2 separate regions of the Homo sapiens genome follow, and region 2 is linked to region 1. Evidence: chromatin contacts called from ENCODE Hi-C data. All regions are on one chromosome and are shown on one strand. Each heading gives the region's core, a stretch centred on a gene start or an enhancer-like site at or near the end of the contact. The rest is flanking DNA. Distances are from core to core; before and after follow the strand shown.

Evidence for each region. A loop is a pair of places that touch in the nucleus more often than their neighbours do. Pooled maps may share reads with other maps.
Region 2: a loop to region 1 is called in a map of mammary epithelial cell, with 19 times the contacts of the local background. The contact joins two enhancer-like sites. A Hi-C loop is called at or near these places in 7 of 168 maps with a recorded cell type or tissue (Caco-2, Calu3, IMR-90 and 4 more) and 12 of 50 pooled maps.

Annotation. Positions count from the first base shown.
Region 1 is chr10:58,950,284-58,957,221 of GRCh38, forward strand. No RefSeq gene overlaps it. Among named protein-coding and RNA genes, the nearest start is that of LINC00844, 46 kb to the right of the region's middle. Within about 2 kb of position 2,533, at least 9 of the 41 ENCODE cell types and tissues checked have a DNase peak (open chromatin) inside an H3K27ac peak, as active enhancers do.
Region 2 is chr10:58,412,390-58,419,327 of GRCh38, forward strand. No RefSeq gene overlaps it. Among named protein-coding and RNA genes, the nearest start is that of TFAM, 30 kb to the left of the region's middle. Within about 2 kb of position 2,467, at least 2 of the 41 ENCODE cell types and tissues checked have a DNase peak (open chromatin) inside an H3K27ac peak, as active enhancers do.

The sequences.
Region 1 (6,938 bases), core at 1,283-3,782:
CAATGCACAAGACACTATGCTAAGTGTATTTTGTGTATTATCTCATTTAATCCTAATGGTCTGATGGGGCAGGTACTATTATTATCTGCATTTATAAGTGAAGAAGCTGGGTTTTGGAAGGGTTAACTTGAACAGGCCATTCAGCTCAGAAGTGGCGAATGTGAACTCAAGCAGTCTGGGGCCAGAGCCCACACTTAAACACTATTACATGCTTCCTATGTTTTTTTTGTTTGTTTAGTTTGCCTGGTTTGAAACAACTGTATCAGATTGCCCATATGAACAAACTCAAGATATGAATTTATTTTGAAATAATGTAAACTAAACCTAAATTAAGTCAGGCTCTAAGCAAGACAGAATTTTGGGGTAAATGTGAAAATTCCCTAAACTGTAGTGTTTATGCTATTTTCAGCATGAAAATCCCACTACCATCATACCCTACTTGTAGGGCCAGGCAAGGGGATAAAGGCCAGTCAATAACTATTGAGCTGTGTCTCAAGTCAAATCTACCAGGCTATTTTGGACTGTTTGATCTTGACTGATGACTAAGAAATAACAGGATGAGTCAGGGAAGAGATGAAAATGAATTCAGAGTAAGTGCAGCAGCTAATAGTAGAAGTAGGTGGAAATAAAAGGAAATATATTGGCAGATGTGGAGTGATGAGGGGCGTAGTGAGGGGAAACCATGGGCTCCAGTCACCTGCATCTCCTTGATGTGAAATTGAGAAGGGATGGTGGAGGGGACTGTTACATCTCTCATGGGTTTTGCAATGAGAGAATTGTCACTTGCATTGAGCAGTGTCTCTGAGCCATCAGGGGACAGATAGAGCACAAATTAGAGTCCAGATTTTCCAAGAACTCTGAGTTCTTCCCTAAGAGAGAAAAGAGGGCAGTAGTAATGTCCAAATCACAAGAACCTTGGTCTGGCCTTGGATGTTTCATTTGGACCTCCCAGTCCTCATTTAAACCACACACTAACATTCTGAGTAAACATGAACATTCTCATTTTTTCTGTCACTGAGGAGCAAAGGTCTCTGGTACCTTGATGCAGTCCTCTGTAATTTTGACGTCCAGATGGTGCCATTGTCCATGGGGACTGTGTTGAGATGGAAAGGGTACACAGGGATTCAGGTGTAAACCAATGACATTCCAGATCATGTCTGTGGGCAATGGTGAGCATCAGTCTCCTAGAGGTTGAGACTTGAAGGGAGATGATCATGAGAAGGGTTTAATTGAATAAATATTAATATTTCTATTAGCTAGTTCTTATTTTTGTTCAAGAGGAAACATGTTTTTATTACAACCCTGAAGGTACTAAAATAGTACCCCGATTGATCGGAAACCCCCTGGGACCCGACAGTATTTTCCTTTGTCAGATCGCTGGACAACAATGGTCCCAGAGATATGAAGTAAAGGTGTTACTTTTCCAAATTATGGAAGCAAATGACCAGCCTGGACCTGTTCATTAGCTGGCGGTACTGTTTTGAGTAAAGAAAAATTTTAAAGATACACTCCGAGCCAAAGAGTTCCAGGGAAATTTTTTTGAAGTACCCAGTGAGAACTTCCCGGCAGCCACATCTTCTTTCTTTCCTTTGTTTTAGAAGTTCAGTCCCTAAAGTGCTCTGTTCCAAGAATTGTTAGGGAAAGATGAAACTCTTCTGGCAGGTACTGGGATGTTTGGTTTGTTTTGACTCTGCGTTGATCTCAGGAATGTTAACAGGCGTGTTTCCATGCAAACCACACAATAAAAAGATGACTATGGTTAAATCTAGTCCCTTGGGGTAGCTAAAAAAAATTTTTTTAAAAATGTACCTATTGGAAAACCTAGTGCTTCTGTAGCCAATTCTGCCAGATTAACAGAGGAGGCCTTTCTGGAAGGCTCTACACTGATCCTGTCAATTCTTATTAGGATGGCAGTTCCTAGCTCTTTCCATTATGGTTTGTCAGTTTTTCCATTAAAGATCATGGCTTTTCGGAACACAAACATCTGGTGTGTTTCGAATCCCTCAGGATCTTGCTGATGGCATACAATTTAATGGCAGGCAGTGCACGTCTTGCACCACATCTTTGCCTAAGTTTCTGGTGCGAAATTCCAAGTTTTGTAAATCTAGTCTTTCCCACACAATCCTGTACAGCTGTTTTCAGATCCAGGAAATCCTTGGACAGAAAGCAGATATGCTTTCTGGGATGTGATGAGCTTTATACAAGGGGGTAAGAGATTCCTGGCGTGTAAACTTGAACAAGTCTCAATTGTTCCATTTCCTTTTGGAAAAAGTCAAGGTCAACACTGTTGACCAGATGTACTTCAGTTAGTATCCAGAATTACGATGAAGAATAAGAACCAAGAGGCTGATTTTGTCAGGAGGCCTAGGTTAGAGTTCAGACCTTCCACCGATTAGCTGTATGGCCCAGGGTGGTCATTTATACTCTGTGGGAAATGGTTTCCCTTTGGGTAAAATGAAATGGTTGGGCATGTTGGAATCTATGCCCCTCCTAGCTTCTGGAACCCAGAAGATTCCAGAGAAAATGAAAATGCTTGTCAGAGGTTTCATAGTACTACCCCGTAGCACCAGTAGATGGCAGACTCGCATTATAGTCTGAAATTGATACCACAGTATGATACTGGTCACATTGTGAAGGTAGGTACAATTTAATGATCATTAAAAAAACCAAAAGAATGAAAAAAAAAAGTGTTGTTCTTAACCAGCAGGCTCATGTAATCCTAGGCAAAGTTCTCTGTTTCTATTAACCTTAATGAGGACTCCATACTTGCCCAATGACCATCTTTTAAACTGTGCTTGGAAAGGCAATATATCTCCATTGGGGCAAACCATGCATTTCCTCTCTCACTAACTCTGATTAATTCATTCAACAACGATTTGTCTGATGTTCAGTGTGTTCCAGGTCTTGGGCTCAGTGCTGGGGATACAGAGATAAACAAAAGAGACAGTCCCTGCACTCAGGAATCTCATCCCCCAGAGGAATGAGACAGCCACTGAACAAGTAGTTGTCACTGTGGTGCAAGTCTACTGAGAAGTACATACTAGACAATGTAACATGGATGCTAGAGGAGGAGTGACAGGGATAACTTCCCTGTGAAGTACTGGATGTATGAGAATGAGTGAGGGCTGGCTTAGCAGACAGGAAATTAGTTGAGGAGAGAAGTTCAGGCAGAAGAAACAGTAGGTGTGAAGCTGCATAGGGAGAGAGAGGGAAAAGATCAGTGCAGGAGCTAAAAGAAGCTGGAATGACTATGGCATTGAACCAGGCAGGGAGTAGTATGAGATGAGGAAACCAGATCTCATGGGGGCTATCGACCATGCAAAGGAGAACGCTGATTTCATAGAATTCTTGATTTCTCCATGATGTTGTTGATAAGGGTGATTTTTATCAGATTTGTTAGCAGGCATCTTGGTGAGTAAAGAAGCCTGTTATGCTGGCCAACATGGTGAAACCCCATCTCTACTAAAAATACAAAAATTAGCTGGGCATGGTGGTGCACACCTGTAGTCCCAGCTACTCAGGAGGCTGAGGCAGGAGAATCCCTTGAGCTCAGGAGACAGAGGTTGCAGTGAACCAAGATCTCGCCATTGCACTCCAGCCTGGTGACAGAGTTAAAAAAAAAAAAAAAAGAAGCCTGGTATGACAGTAAAAGAGAGAATAGGCTCATTTTGACTGGGAAGTTGTAGGAGAAAAAAGGTGTGATGCCTTTCCTCACCCATCATAAAGGTCACGGCTGACACTCCTATAACAAAAGTCAGATTAACAAGAGAAAATAATAATAAATGTATTTAATCAAAGTTTTACATTATAGGAGGCTTCAGAAATGAAGACTCAAAGACCCAGAGAAAACTGTTTCTATGCTTAGGTTTATTGAAGAATAGACAGCCATGTAGAAATGTGATTAAACAAAAGGGTATGATCTAATGGTAATAGACTCAGGTGGAGAACCCAGCAAGGCCTGTCTGTTCAGATTCTTCTTGGCCTCTCTGTGCAGCATTCCTTCTTCCCAGGTATGGGGCAGGACCCTCTGGAATGAGGGTCTTTAAGATGTTTCAGTAGGTAGCTAGTCAGGCATAAGCAGGGCAGGAGAGGGTTCAGCCTTCCCCACATACACACATGAGGAATGGAATGTCAGGTGACCATCAGGTGATGGTGAGGCAACTGTTAGCTCTCTCTATAAAATAATTTGTCAGAACCGGCACCAGGTAAGGGCAGTTTCCCAACAGATAGAAAAAATCTGAAACTGGTGAGCGGCAGCTTCTCAATAAGATTTCAGGAGTTTGGTGAGTGGGCTCAAACATGCACATTAAGAGGTAAAATGGCAGAGTTTAACTGGTATATGACTTTCCTCTAGGAATGCTAGACTGGTAAGGGAAGAATACCTCAAGTGAACATGCGTACAACTCCAGTAAACACACTGCGCATGTTCCCCTCCCAGGTGCTAGCAGGCTACTGCACACCTTGGCAGCCTGCTCCAAAGGAAGAATCAGGGGAGAAGTAATGCAAGACACCAGAAGTATGCCAATGCATAAAACCCCAAGTCAAAAGGTCAAACTGCACACTTGATCTCTCAAGTCACCTGCTTGGCCCTCTTCTAAGTATAGTTTATTTCCTTTTATTTCTGATCTAAAGCTTTTTAATTAACGTTCACTCCTGCTCTAAAACTTGCCTCGGTCTCTTCTCCTGCCTTATGCCCCTTGCTTGAATTCTTTCTTCTGAGGAGGCAAGAATTGAGATTGCTGTAGACCTGTATGGATATGGATTTGACACCAGTAACAAAGGGAGAAGGGAAAGAATAACTTTTCTAGGTTTTATGGCTTGCTTTGGGGAGAGAAGGATTCCAGTTCCTATAACTCGCCTTAGGGAAGAGGAATTCTGGTTTCTACATCTTTCTTTTGGGGAGCAAAAGGGATAGGAGAAAGGACGGCAGGAGGAGATCAGAGAGAACTTGCTTCTGAGACCCTTCCAATGTCCTTCATTTAGTTCAAAGGACTGGAGTACAGTGTGCCAAGGTGCCATACTTCGGAGTACTGTGTTCTGAGCCCCAAAAAAGTGGATGAGCAGAAAATGATCATCAATATTAGCTTTGATTAGTTTAGATCAAAAGAATATTCACTGCATTTTGGGGATTAATTATCCATCCTTCACTAGCCAACACTTAATATGGTGGCAAGTAGCCTGTCAGTGACACAACAGCGTCTCTCACGTCAGTGTACCATTTGATTTATTCTCCTTAACAGTAATCAGAGCTAGCTAGCTGTGTGTCACACACTGGGATTGCCACTTTTTAGTGCAAGAATTGGCAACACTATGAACCAAAAGAAACATGGAGCTGGCTGAAGAGGCCTGTGCCACCCCTTACTTTGTCTACCAAACCCTCACTCATCATGGTTCCCTATCAATTAAGCAATCATTTTTCTCTGAATATCTGGGCTCTTCAATAACATGGCTGCTTAGCAAATGACACTATGAATTAGCTCCCAGAGTGTTTCCACTTAGTAGAGGGAACAAATAACATGCCATTATGGATTTTCTGGCTGTAAAACCAAGACAGGTATTAGGTTTCAAAGAATTACAGTCTGAAGACAAGCAATCACATAATTTTAAAAGCGAGGTTAGGTCTGTAATCTACTGAATATCTTACAGTGGCCATGAAGTTGAAGGTAGACAAAGTTATATCTGTGAACTCACATGACTAGTTCATACACTGTCCCCCTGCCCAGTTTTATTTTAAATGCCCAGAATAGTGAGTATTATGTGCCTAGATATTTGCTCAAAGCATGCAAAATGCAGAATTAATGACTCTTTTTTTTACTGCCTTTAGGTAAAGCTAAGCACATTTACATAATGCATTTCTGTGTGTGAGAAATTAGAGATACTTTGGGGCTACTGGGAATTTTTCATTTAGCTTGTAGTGACATATATAGCACCCAGTCAAAAAAAAAAAAGAAGGAAAAAAAAATCACGAACTGTTTATCTTCAGGGGCCTGGCTGCAGTTTAGCAGAATACAGAGGCCAGGTATTTATAATATTTTTTAGCCATCTCCTTGCTTGATCTAACCATATGTCTAACTGTAGGTTGTGATAAATATAATGAGGATCTGTTTGGAGATGTGAGGCCAGAGTTGTAGACAGTTTTACTAGTGTTCATAAATATTTATGCTCCAGATGTAATCATATTGTTACAGTTTCATACATACTCACACATAAAATTCACGAGATTATTTATTTTAATAACTCGGCCATGCCCCCATCCCTAGGCAGCAAAATAAATTAGAGATGATAAAAATAAGGACTCAACAGTGGGTTGGCCAGATTCCTTCAACTAGAACCCATTTCAACTAGAATCAGAGTGCTTAGAGCCAGCCCAACCCATCAGTAGGTCAAAATGCTCCCCCACACCACACTTCACACTTTCCTGGCCTGCAACGCCCACCATTGGAGACAATCATGGATGATGCTATCAGTCATGAAATTTTTCCTCTGGAAGAAACAGGAGAGATGACTTTCCTACACATTACACATAACCACTAGCTCCCAGGACAACTCTCAGTGCATTAATTAAACTCTACCCTCTTCTCCACTCAAAAAATAAAATTGTTTCCATTCTGTATAGAAAGTGAATGATTAGCCAACTAACACACAAAGTAGTAGTAGTGAAAAAAATCTCTGGTATATCTCATGTTACTAAGGCCAGATCACAGCTTCCAAGAGGTCCAAGGAAAGATTCCAGAAAGGAGCCTAAAGGGTTCTTTGGCTATCTGAAGAATAATGAATTTCAGAGCAGTGACTATTGTCACTGGAATGCTGAGGGGAAGGGAAAGAAGCAGTAGAAATGAAGATCAATGAAGATCACAACACTTTCCCAGTGGAACTGTGATCATCAGGACAATGGAATTTCCTCTGCACATGCCCAGGAGCTTCTAGATAGACAAAAT
Region 2 (6,938 bases), core at 1,217-3,716, 540 kb before region 1:
TTCTATGGTAGGGATTGCTGTAATTTGTTTAATTTATCTCTCATTTGTGAACACTGTAATCATTTCTCTATCCCACATTTATTTAGCTCTCAAAGCTATGCTATTTTATTGTACAATGACTAAACTACTCAACATGAGAGATTTGGGAGGATCTTTGTGGTCAGCTTATTATTCTTTTCATTACCACAACAACAGCACTACAAACTCTTTTTCTAAGTGTTTCTCCATCTATGATCTCACTTTTGTGGCTAGACCTCACCTCTAGCCCCTGGGAATTTCTTCTGTGAACGCAGCAGGATGACATCCCTCAAGTCAAATTCCAAAGCCTTAAAGTAGATCAGCAGATCAGGGCCCCCTAATGACTGATTACACACAGCTCTGACCCCACACTTAGCCCCGAGCTTGTTGTTTTCTGCAGCCTTTTATCCCTTCATTTTGAAGATGAGTCCATCTCTTCCCCAGTGAGAAAGCAAACAGTGGAGAGGGAGAGTGTGATGCACTTCCCCCAGGCCATGCAGAGGGCAGCATGCTCTGATCTCTGCCTTGCCTTATTTGCAAATACCTTTCCCTAGTACTAGAAGATTGAAGAGAAAGGTAGGAATGGTAACAGCTCTGGCACCTGGAAACTGCAGGTTGATCTGTACAAGCACAATATAAGTAGTTTTTGCTGAGCATCTCCAGCTTGTCATATTTTAGTTACTACTCTAGCCTCAAACTTGAATGGTTTGATACTGTTTGCCAAAGAGTTTGCAAATATTTAGAGGTTCTCAGAGATGGTGGTCTTGGGATGGAGACAATTCTCAGAAAAGAGTGCTGCAATTCCGGACATGATGGCCTTTGCTCATTAATCTACTTGGCTTCTCTAGCATGAATCCCATTAGGAATCAGAGTGAGATTGAGGGGCTATCGGAAATTAAGCCGGGCCCGGTGGCTCACGCCTGTAATCCCAGCACTTTGGGAGGCCGAGGCGGGCGGATCACCTGAGGTTGGGAGTTCGAGACCACCCTGACCAACATGGAGAAACCCCGTCTCTACTAAAAATACAAAATTAGCCAAGTGTGGTGGCACATGCCTGTAATCCCAGCTGTTCAGGAGGCTAAGGCAGGAGAATTGCTTGAACCCAGTAGGCGGAGTTTGCGGTGAGCTGGAGATCGCGCCGTTGCACTCCAGCCTCGGCAACAAGAGCGAAACTCCGTCTGAAAAAAAAAAGAAATTACTAGGCCCAGAGACCCATGAATATTTAAATCCTGCCAAAGAATAAATAGAAAAGGAAGGCATATACTGAAGGAAGGTTAGCAAAGGGAAACAAACTAACACAATAAATGTGCTTTTGACTTCCAACCCCAATAGAGACAACTCACATAAATTTGTCTACAGTGAAGCCTCTTCTAACCCACCTTCCTCCATCCAAAGATCCCAAGCCACAGTTCCAATTGGCCACAAAATGACCATGGGGGATAAAGGGGGAATAGAAAGATGTGACTGTGACTTAAACTTCTGTGAACATAGACCCTGGACCTTACCACTTTAGCAGCTTGGAAGGAAGATGAGAGAACACTCCTGTGGATGTGATATTGAGGGAAAGTGTGTTGCAAGCAGAGGAAAACGTAAGTGCACTGAGGCAGGAGCATGCTTGGCATGCCCAAGGGTCATCTCCTGATTCTTGGCTTTTATTTACTGTTTAATCTGTAACTCTGACAAGTGTTTTGTGTATCAACTGACAGCTAGAGATGTGATACTTTTAAACATTGTGACTTTCATTCCTTGGCTGTACTGGGCAATATTATATTCAGAAACAGAAACTTTGTTTGTTGACATAAAGTTATTCCCTACTGGCACTTAACATTCTGAAAATCAGTGATGTCACTCTTTTCCTAATCAACATTTATGATGGTGGTATGGTTGGGGGGACCTTGTAAAGACAGATTATAAAGAGAAGTGATATGAATAATACTGGCAATAAATTAAACGCTTTTATTGGAAGACTTCATTTGGATTCATAGTTTGTACAAATGATTCATAATTTACCATGTGCTTTCTGATCATTCCATGAACCATGAGGAATGCTTAAGACTGCCCCCACTCTGATTGTGGAAGAAAAGATAAGCTATACCTAGAGGTCTAAGTTAATAGCACCTCGGTAAAACTTGATCTGTATGGCAGTTGACCCAATCATTTGGAAGTAGTTTTGGTGCCCAGTTTGGTGGATTTTTCCTGGTTTCCATGAGGTTCAGACATCTAGAGCTATTTATCCCAGGAAACTACAGCTAGATTCATTCTCTTATGAGGCTGTTTTCACATTTCTCAAAAGTAGTTTATTCCACAAACATCAGAGGGCAGCATTTGATAGGGATTCCAAAAAGACAGAAAAGCTTGTCCACATCGGACCTGCTTGCATGCTCCACTGGGCTATGCTTTTCTCTCTCCTCTTTCCTGGTTCCATTTCTGTTTTCAAGCCAGGAAATGCCTTCACCTGTGGCTTTCCAGAAACCACTGCTCCCTTCTTCCTCATGGGACACGGTGAACTGGCTGAGGTACATGGTAGATTAGTGCTCCGCCTCCCTTCTCCCTCCTTCTTGGATGCTTTCTTGTACTACACAGGCTGGAAAGCCAAAAATTCCATGTCCTGATTTTCTTATAGTGAAGGTTCCAGATGTGGGAACCTCAGTCCATGATGAAGATCTGACAAAATCTCAGCCAACCCAACGGGGAGCTCCAGAGCAAAGATTGCTCATTAAAGAAACCCACAGAAATGGCCAGGCCCTAGTGTCCTTACTGTGCTCAGTCACTGGGTGGGGGTTACCTTGGAAGAATGCAGATTCGGCTTGAAAGTGAAGGCAGATCATGAATTCATTAACAGCTGAGGCTGCCAGCAAGTTCTTCCTTCAAGGGTGTTATGAGCAGTAAACCTCCATGGTTGCCACAATCCACCCTTGTGCTGTGTGGCTTCGTATCACCATATACACTTGCAGAGCAGCTTCTTTGGGGTCCCAGTGAGCCTCTCTTCCTAAGGGGAAACTGAGAAGAGGGAGCTTAGGGGCTCCAATTGGTATTCACTATCCCCACCTTCCCCACCCAATGTCCATTCTAAATTCCCTGCTTCCTCAGCTACCACCTCCGTGGCTTACCTACTGAGCTGACTCTAACTCCCATTCCTGAGGGGTCTGGACCCCTGATAATCACACTTTTCTCAGATCAGGATGGCTGCACTTGTCCATTCACAGTCACATCTGGATAAAGGAGTAACAGGAAGTGCCCCTGCAGATCACCTGAGTTCTGTAAATGTTCCTCTCAATTGTATAAGAAAGAGGTGTAAGCCTCACCTTTTTCTGCTGGTCAGGGCCAATGACACCTTTCAGGACAATGACTCCTGTTCTTGCCTGCTGGTCCTGAATATAAAGAGCCAAAGTGCCCAGAGGGCAGCTGAGGCTGGTAGTTTAATGGAAATCTTGCTGTGTCCCTTGGCAAGGGTGTGTCCCCTTTTGGAACTGGGACCTCTAATCCTGCAGAGCCCAGAGTTAAAGGGACAAAAAGAAAAGCCCCCTAGTGGGTCATTGAAAATGATGTTAGGTAGGGCCACTTGTGCTTCTATACCTTGGTTCCTACTGGAGACCCAGCAGCATATGGAGGTGTCTGATTCAGTATGTATACTTCATCCTATTGGATGCCTATGAGTTAGTGTTTCAGCTGTGCCTTTTTCAGAGTGTTGCCTGTGAGTTAGTGTTTCAGTTGTTTCTTTCCAGCAAATCATTTCATTACTCTAATAGGCTGGTAGTGTCTGGATGGGGCAGTATGTGATATGACCATTGGGTCTCCTGGTTATGGCTCTCACTCTCATACCTCCTTCTCTCCCATACCTTCAGTGGGTTCTCTGATCAGATGCTGTATTGTCTAGGATTCTATGACTATGGATCAGGCATTCCATAGCCAGACCCTCCAAATCTGATAAAATCCCATGCAGCTATCTTCTACTGTGATGCAGTAACAGAGAGACCCAATTAATTAATTTTATTGATGTAGATCCTGTAAAAATACAACTTAAGAGTGCAATTGGTACAAAGATAGAAACAAATCTACACATACTAGTCACCTAACTTATGACAAAAATGACACTGCTGTGCAGTGAGTGGTAATAGATGATTATGTTAATAAATGGTGCTGGTTGGGCAGGTGGTATGGCCCACACCTGTAATCCCAGCACTGTGGGAGGCCAAGGTGGGAGTATCACTTGAGGCCAGGAGTTTGAGATCAGCCCAGGGAACAAAGTGAGACCCTATGTCTACCAAAAAATGTTTAAAAATTAGATGGACATGGTGGCACACACTTGTAATACCAGCTACTTGAGACTGCAGTGAGCTATGATCATGCCACTGCACTCCAGCCTGGGAAACACAGTGAAACCTTGTCTCTAAAAAATAAATGCATACATACATACATACATACATAAAAATAAATTATGCTGGGCTGGGAGCAGTGGCTCATGCCTGTAATCCCAGCACTTTGTGAGGCCAAGGCAGGTGGATCACCTGAGGTCAGGAGTTCAAGACCAGCCTGACCAACATGGCGAAACCGCGTCTCTACTGAAAATACAAAAATTAGCCGGGCGTGGTGGTGGGCACCTGTAATCCCAGATACTTGGGAGGCTGAGGCAGGAGAATTGCTTGAACCTGGCAGAGGTTGCAGTGAGCCAAGATCGCACCATTGCACTCCAGAGCCTGGGCAATAGAGTGAGACTCTGTCTCAAAAAAAAAAAAAAAAAAAAAAAGGATGCTGGGCAACTGGATATCCACATGGAAAAAATGTATCTTGATCTTGAGCCTTCCTTACACTAAACTAAAAAAATAAATCCAGCTGGATTGTTGATCTAAATGTGAATGGTAAGACAATAAAGCTTTAGGAGAAAACAGAAAATTTCTGATACCTTGGAGTATGCAAAGATTTCTTAAAAAGACAACAAAGTACTTACCAAAAAGGAATATACTTATGAATTGGAGTTTAATAAAATTGAGAACTTATGTTTATCAAACAAACAAACCACATGGAATGTCAAAAGGCAAGCCAGGTCTAGGAGAAAATATTTGCAATGGCACCTGCTTAACAAAGGACTCCTACCCATTTATATAAAATTCTCTTATTTTCTTACAAATAAGAAAAAGAGATAACCCAACAAAAAGAGCAACAAGCAAGATTTAACAGGTGCTTTACCAAAGAGGATATCATTCATTTAATTCATTTGTTTCTGTTTATTTTCTTTTGTTTATTTACTTTTTATTTTTTATTATACTTTAAGTTCTATGGTACATATGCACAACGTACAGGTTTGTCACATATGTATACATGTGCCAAGTTGGTGTTACTGTACCTGTTAGCTCGTCATTTACATTAGGTACTTTTTTTTAAAATTATACTTTAAGTTCTAAGGTACATGTGCACAGCGTGCAGGTTAGTCACATATGTATACATGTGCCATATTGGTGTGCTGCACCCGTTGACTCGTCATTTACATTAGGTATTTCTCCTAATGCTATCCCTCCCTGCTCCCCCCACTCCACGACAGGCCCTGGTGTATGATGTTCCCCACCCTGTGTCCAAGTGTTCTCATTGTTCAATTCCCACCTATGAGTGAGAACATGTGGTGTTTGGTTTTCTCTTCTTGCGATAGTTTGCTCAGAATGATGGTTTCCAGCTTCATCCATGTCCCTACAAAGGACATAAACTCATCCTTTTTTATGGCTGCATAGTATTCCATGGTGTATATGTGCCACATTTTCTTAATCCAGTCTATCATTGATGGACATTTGGGTTGGTTGCAAGTCTTTGCTGTTGTGAACAGTGCCACAATAAACATACATGTGCAAGTGTCTTTATAGCAGCATGATTTATAATCCTTTGGGTATATACCCAGTAATGGGATTGCTGGGTCAAATGGTACTTCTAGTTCTAGATCCTTGAGGAATTGCCACACTGTCTTCCACAATGGTTGAACTAGTTTATAGTCCCATCAACAGTGTAAAAGTGTTCCTATTTCTCTGTGTCCTCTCCAGCACCTGTTGTTTCCTGACTTTTTAATGATTGTCATTCTAACTGGTGTGAGATGGTATCTCATTGTGGTTTTGATTTGCATTTCTCTGATGGCCAATGATGATGAGCATTTTTTCATGTGTCTGTTGGCTGCATAAATGTCTTCTTTTGAGAAGTGTCTGTTCACATCCTTGGCCCACTTTTTGATGGGGTTGTTTGATTTTTTTCTTGTAAATTTGTTTAAGTTCTTTGTAGATTCTGGATATTAGCCCTTCGTCAGATGGGTACATTGTAAAAATTTTCTCCCATTCTGTAGGTTGCCTGTTCACTCTGATGGTTGTTTCTTTGGCTGTGCAGAAGCTCTTTAGTTTAATTAGATCCCATTTGTCAATTTTGGCTTTTGTTGCCATTGCTTTTGGTGGTTTAGTCATGAAGTCCTTGCCCATGCCTATGTCCTGAATGGTATTGCCTAGGTTTTCTTCTAGGGTTTTTATGGTTTTAGGTCTAACATTTAAGTCTTTAATCCATCTTGAATTAATTTTTGTACAAAGTGTAGGGAAGGGATCCAGTTTCAGCTTTCTACATATGGCTAGCCAGTTTTCGCAGCACCATTTAATAAATAGGGACTCCTTTCCCCATTGCTTGTTTGTGTCAGGTTTGTCAAAGATCAGATGGTTGTAGACGTGTGGTATTATTTCCAATGGCTCTATTCTGTTCCATTGGTCTATATCTCTGTTTTGGTACCAGTACCATGCTGTTTTGGTTACTGTAGCCTTGTAGTATAGTTTGAAGTCAGATAACGTGATGCCTCCAGTTTTGTTCTTTTGGCTTAGGATTGTCTTGGCTATGCGAGCTCTTTTTTGGTTCCATATGAAATTTAAAGTGGTTTTTTTCCAATTCTGTGAAGAAAGTCATTG